Regions from separate parts of the Homo sapiens genome. Here region 1 is linked to region 2. The links are chromatin loops, found by intact Hi-C in ENCODE. Cell type or tissue: B cell. All regions are shown on one strand.

Region 1 (2,500 bases), 77 kb before region 2:
ATAGAAGACAAATGCTTCCTATTCAGACCTTTAAAAGGTGCTAGGTTCTCAGTTAATCTCTTCAGCATTGGGAGGGCCTGGAAGAAAAAATCTAGCTATGTTAATAGAGATTCTTTACAGATGTAAATTTTCCCCCACAAAGAATGGCTTTGCAGGACCATTTCAAAATATGACAAAGAAACATGTCTTGGGGTAAAATTTTTTTTTTTTTTTTTTTTTTTGAGACGGAGTCTCGCACTGTCGCCCAGGCTGGAGTGCAGTGGCGTGATCTCGGCTCACTACAACCTCCGCCTTCCAGGTTGATGCCATTCTCCTGCCTCAGCCTCCCGAGTAGCTGGGACTACAGGCGCCCGCCACCATGCCTGGCTAATATTTTGCATTTTTTAGTAGAGACAGGGTTTCACCGTGTTAGCCAGGATGGTCTTGATCTCCTCACCTTGTGATCCGCCCGCCTCGGGCTCCCAAAGTGCTGGGATTACAGGTGTGAGCCACTGCGCCCGACCATCTTGGGGTAAAATATTTTGATTTTCTTCTTTGTCATGTAATGTTACACCAGAATCAGATTGGAAAGTAAGTCACGATATATAGGGTTAAATAAAACCTATCTGATGAAAATTTATGGTTTGTAGGGGTCCTATCCAGGCCCCTTAGATAGGAATTTGGGCAAGATAGGAAAAAAATTAGAGTTTAGTCCTCAAATGTAGTTTGCGGTAAAATACTTCAATTTCTTTCAGGGCCTGCTATCTGTGCTGTTGGGATGTCATTGCTAAAAACAATCTGTTTGTCCAGTATTAAGGTCCCTGTGTTAATGTTAATGCTGGTCAGCTGTGCCTGGATTCCAATGGGAGGAGGGTAGAACGAGGCATGTCTGACCCCCACCTCTTCCCATCATGGCCTGAACTAGTTCTTTAGGTTAACTTTGGAATGCCCTTGGCCGATAGGAGGGGTCCATTCAGTTGGTTGGGGGGCTTAGACTTTTATTTTTGGTTTACAGGCTTCTGGGAGATAAAAAACTACCATGCCAGATCAGAGAGAGCCCTCCAGCAGCTGTGGTTCCTATCACTCTACTTATTGCTTGACTCATTAATAGTCAACATTTTTGAGAACGGAAGAAAGAGGAAAAAACCATGACCAGTAACGCTCTTTTTGGACATCCTTTGTCAGACGAATGTTTTTCCCCATTGTTAAAAATAAGTAGGGTGTTGCTATTTCTTTCTTTGGCCCCGACACCCACTTACACTCAGGTGGCTTCTCTGCTACTGATGTAGGAGTTCAGAAGAAACTACTTAGGCAAATAGGGTATGGGAGTACCAACTAAGGTTTTCCTTTTAATGAAAATCAGCCCCCAAATTATTTTCTTTTCTAACAAAGAGCAGCCTGTAAAATCCAGCTGCAGACATAGACAAGCAAGCTGGAAGCTTCCAGGGTGAATGCCAGCAGCTGTGCCAATAGGAAAAGGCCAAGTTGTGCCAATAGGAAAAGGCTACCTCGGACCAGGCATGTCCAACATGGAGGCTCCATCTTCCCTTCTCTCTTATTTTTTTGAGACAGAGTCTTGCTCTGTTGCCCAGGCTGGAGTGCAGTGGCACAATCTTGGCTCACTGCAACCTCCGCCTCCTGGGTTCAAGCGATTCTCCTGCCTCAGCCTCCTGAGTAGCTGGGACTACAGGCGCGTGCCACCATGCCCGGCTAATTTTTTTTTAATTTGTATTTTTAGTAGAGACAGGGTTTCACTGTGTTAGCCAAGATGGTCTCAGTCTCCTGACCTCATGATCCGCCCGCCTCGGCCTCCCAAAGTGCTGGGATTACAGGTGTGAGCATCTTCCCTTCTCTTTGCCAGCCATGTGTACAGTAAGAAGCAAACAACATGGCATGGGCCAAGTCGAAAGCCCATTTGTGTAATAAGATTAGGGTGGGGTGGCCAGCCTTCCCTGAGTGCTACATAAACGTCACACCTGATCCAACCAATCTGTGTGCCCTATGTAAATCAGACACCACCTCCTCAAACCTGCCTATAAAATCTGCTGTGGTCCACCTCCGGCTGGATTTTTCCCTTCGGAAGCCCTTCTCTCTCACTAGGAAGAAAGCTGTTCCCCTTTCTCTTTCTTTTGCCTATTAAACCTCTGCTTCTAAACTCATTCCTTATGTGTGTCCATGTCCTTAATCTTCTTGGCACGAGACAATGAACCCCAGGTATTTACCACAGACAACACTGCTTCACTAGCAGTGGCATGCCACCATGAAGATGCTGGGTTCAAGGAACCCCCAGGTGCCAGGGGAGGCAGCTAAGATGATGTTTGCCCAGGAAGAAGTACATTCTCAGCCACTTCTCCATCCACTAGTTCCACCATACCTCCTGGGAGTTACGAAATGCAGGACCCACAACCCCACCCCCAGGCCTCCTGAGCTAGAATCTGCACTTTAACGAGTCTCCCGAGTGATTCTTCTGTGTGGGACAATTGAAGTGCTCTCTTCTCTTCCATTTGCAAGATGAACTCAG
Region 2 (2,500 bases):
GTGTCTGTGTGACACACAGAGACAGAAACCGAAAGACAGAGGGAGAGCGAGAAAGGAAGGGAGAGAAAGACAGACACAGAAAGAGACAGAGAGACAGGCAGAGACAGGGAGAAAAGGGAGGGAGAGGAAGGAAGGTGGAGGCTGATGGAGGAAGAGAAAAAGGGAGAAGGTGGGGGAAAGAAAGAGAGAGAAAGAGAGAATAAGAACTCGCTTACGGGAGAGAGAATGAAGGCCTTATTTTTAAGAGCGTTGGTGGCACACAATCATCTCAAACCAGAAAGACAAGCCTGCACTGTCCTCTTTCCACTCACATCCTTGGCTCCTCCAACTTTTTACGTCTCCTACCCACTTACAAAGAAGTCCTCCCTTCATTGTAATGTCACAACTTTCTTTCTTTTTTTGAGACGGGGTCTGTTCTCTTGCCCAGGCTGGAGTGTAGTCGCATGATCACAGCTCACTACAGCCTCCATTTGCGGTGCTTAAGTGATCCTCCCACCTCAGCCTCCCAACTAGCTGGGACTACAGGCATGCACCACTATGCCTGGCTAATTTTTTTTTAATTATTTTTTGTAGAGATGAGGTCTCACTATGTTGACCAGGCTGCTTGCGAACCCCTGAGCTCAAGCGATCCTCCCACCTTGGCCTCCCAAATTGCTGGGCTTACAGGCATGAGCCACCACACCCAACCTGGTCATAACTTTCTAAAGACGGTGTTTGTTCCATCTCCTTCTGAAATGCAAGTCTTGAGAGAATAACAGTGATTGACATTGATTATTTAGTGTGCCAGAAACAGCCTAAGCGCAATCTAGAACCCTCTTACTTCTCCCTTGACCTTGAGCCCTTTGATCCCCATCCTTATTTAACACTTAAAGAAGAAAACAGACTCTGCCCAGGGGTGACGCAACTTGCCCAGGTCCCCCAGGTGGGAAGCGGTGAAGACTGGATTTGAAGACAGACAAGCTTTGATCTTCAACTTAGCCTTCAGGGCATCAAATGCATTTTGGCGGCCTTATCTTGGGCACCAGGGCAGTGTTGTTTACCAGCTTTCCTGCCAAGACAACATTTCTACAGGGCTGGTTCTTCTTGTGGTCAAATTCTCACCCAAGTGGTTTCCATCGTCTATTGGACTCCTCTTTAATTCTCTTCCTCCTAACAGTCACCTAGGCAAAGGGGCATCTTTACCACCCAAACATTCTCCCTTGGCTTCTCAACAGGGGCGCAGACAGCCAGTGTGGTCTTGATGGTGGCACAGATGCCACCTGGGGGAGAAGCCAGAACCTTCCTCTCTCCCTGGCTGCAGCCCCTCCTGCCCCAGCCACATGTGCCTTCACTGCCGGACACTTCAGCCCCTCCCACCCCCTCTTTCCGAGAGTGCTGGTTCCTGTTATTTAACTCTGTTTCCTCCCTCGGGAGGTAATATATTTATTTCTGATCCCACGTGACTCCAGAAAGTGGAACTGCACTCGGGGCCCAGTGTGGTCTTCGGGGAGCTGGGAGGGGTGCAGGGCAAGTTGCTCTTTTCCTGCTTTCTCTTTCTGCCCTCCAGCCAGCTTCCCTCCAGGGCTGCCAGGCTTGACCTGCGACAGTGGGCAGGTGTGCTGCTGCTGGGCAGCTCTCAGAGGGGAAGAAAGAGGACAGGGCAAGAGAATTGCATGGTTTGTAAACAAAGGGCACTGACTTTCATTTTGATGGGGGTTCGGAAAAGGAAATCATCCATGTGGGGTTTTTGTGACCCTCCCTCTCAACCACTCTATAATGACCTTGGCCCTCTGCTGTGCTAAACGCTGCACTGGCTCCCACGTTACTCAGAGAAAAAGCTAAATCTGGACAATGGCCCACAAGGCCTTTCCTACCTCATCAGCTCCCTGCTCTCATCCCCTACTCCTGTCTGCCTTGTTCATCTACTCCAGCCATGTTGGCACCCTCGCTGTTCCTTAGACACGCTCAGCACACTGTCTGCCTCAGAACCTTTGCACATGCCGTTCCCTCTGCCTGGAGCACTGTTCTCTAAGCATTTTCTTGGTCAACCTCCTAAATTCCTTCTATTCTTTGCACCTTATCAATGAAGCCTGCCCTGACCAAGCCATTTAGAATTGCAACTCCTCCCTCCACACTCTGAGCCCCCTCCCCAGATTGATTTTTTCCCCACTTTTTTTTTTTTTGATACAGAGTCTTGCTCTATCGCCCAGCCTGGAGTGCAGTGGTGAGATCTCAGCTCACTGCAACTTCCATCTCCCAGGTTCATGCAGTTCTCATGCCTCAGCCTCCCAAATAGCTGGGATTACAGGTTTGTGCCACTATGCCTGGCTAATTTTTGTATTTTTAGAGACAGGGTTTCTCCAAGTTGGCCAGGCTGGTCTTGAACTCCTGACATCAAGTGATCCGCCCACCCCACAAAGTACTGGGATAACAGGCATGAGCCACTGCGCCTGGCTCCCCACCTTCTGTATATCTTACTTTTGTATTACGTGTGTGTTGTTTATTGTTTGACCCTCCCACT

What was found. A loop is a pair of places that touch in the nucleus more often than their neighbours do. Peaks named below come from ENCODE experiments on the same cell type or tissue, not always from the same donor. Only the 100,000 strongest peaks of a DNase experiment are listed, where the experiment ranks them.
Region 1: it touches region 2 in a loop (2.6-fold over the local background); 3 of 110 quality-filtered maps call a loop at or near these places.

The regions. Positions count from the first base shown.
Region 1 is chr16:10,790,082-10,792,581 of GRCh38, forward strand. The region is part of intron 2 of TVP23A (trans-golgi network vesicle protein 23 homolog A); the gene reads right to left. Among named protein-coding and RNA genes, the nearest start is that of TVP23A, 27 kb to the right of the region's middle. RefSeq lists an enhancer at 1-259. In B cell, no CTCF peak of the experiment used is centred here; a DNase peak (open chromatin) is centred at 1,226; H3K4me3 peaks cover 305 bases; H3K27ac peaks cover 1,398 bases.
Region 2 is chr16:10,867,374-10,869,873 of GRCh38, forward strand. It overlaps a transcript of CIITA not described here. Among named protein-coding and RNA genes, the nearest start is that of CIITA, 8.6 kb to the right of the region's middle. In B cell, a CTCF peak has its summit at 1,251; a DNase peak (open chromatin) is centred at 1,378; H3K4me3 peaks cover 2,137 bases; H3K27ac peaks cover 2,500 bases.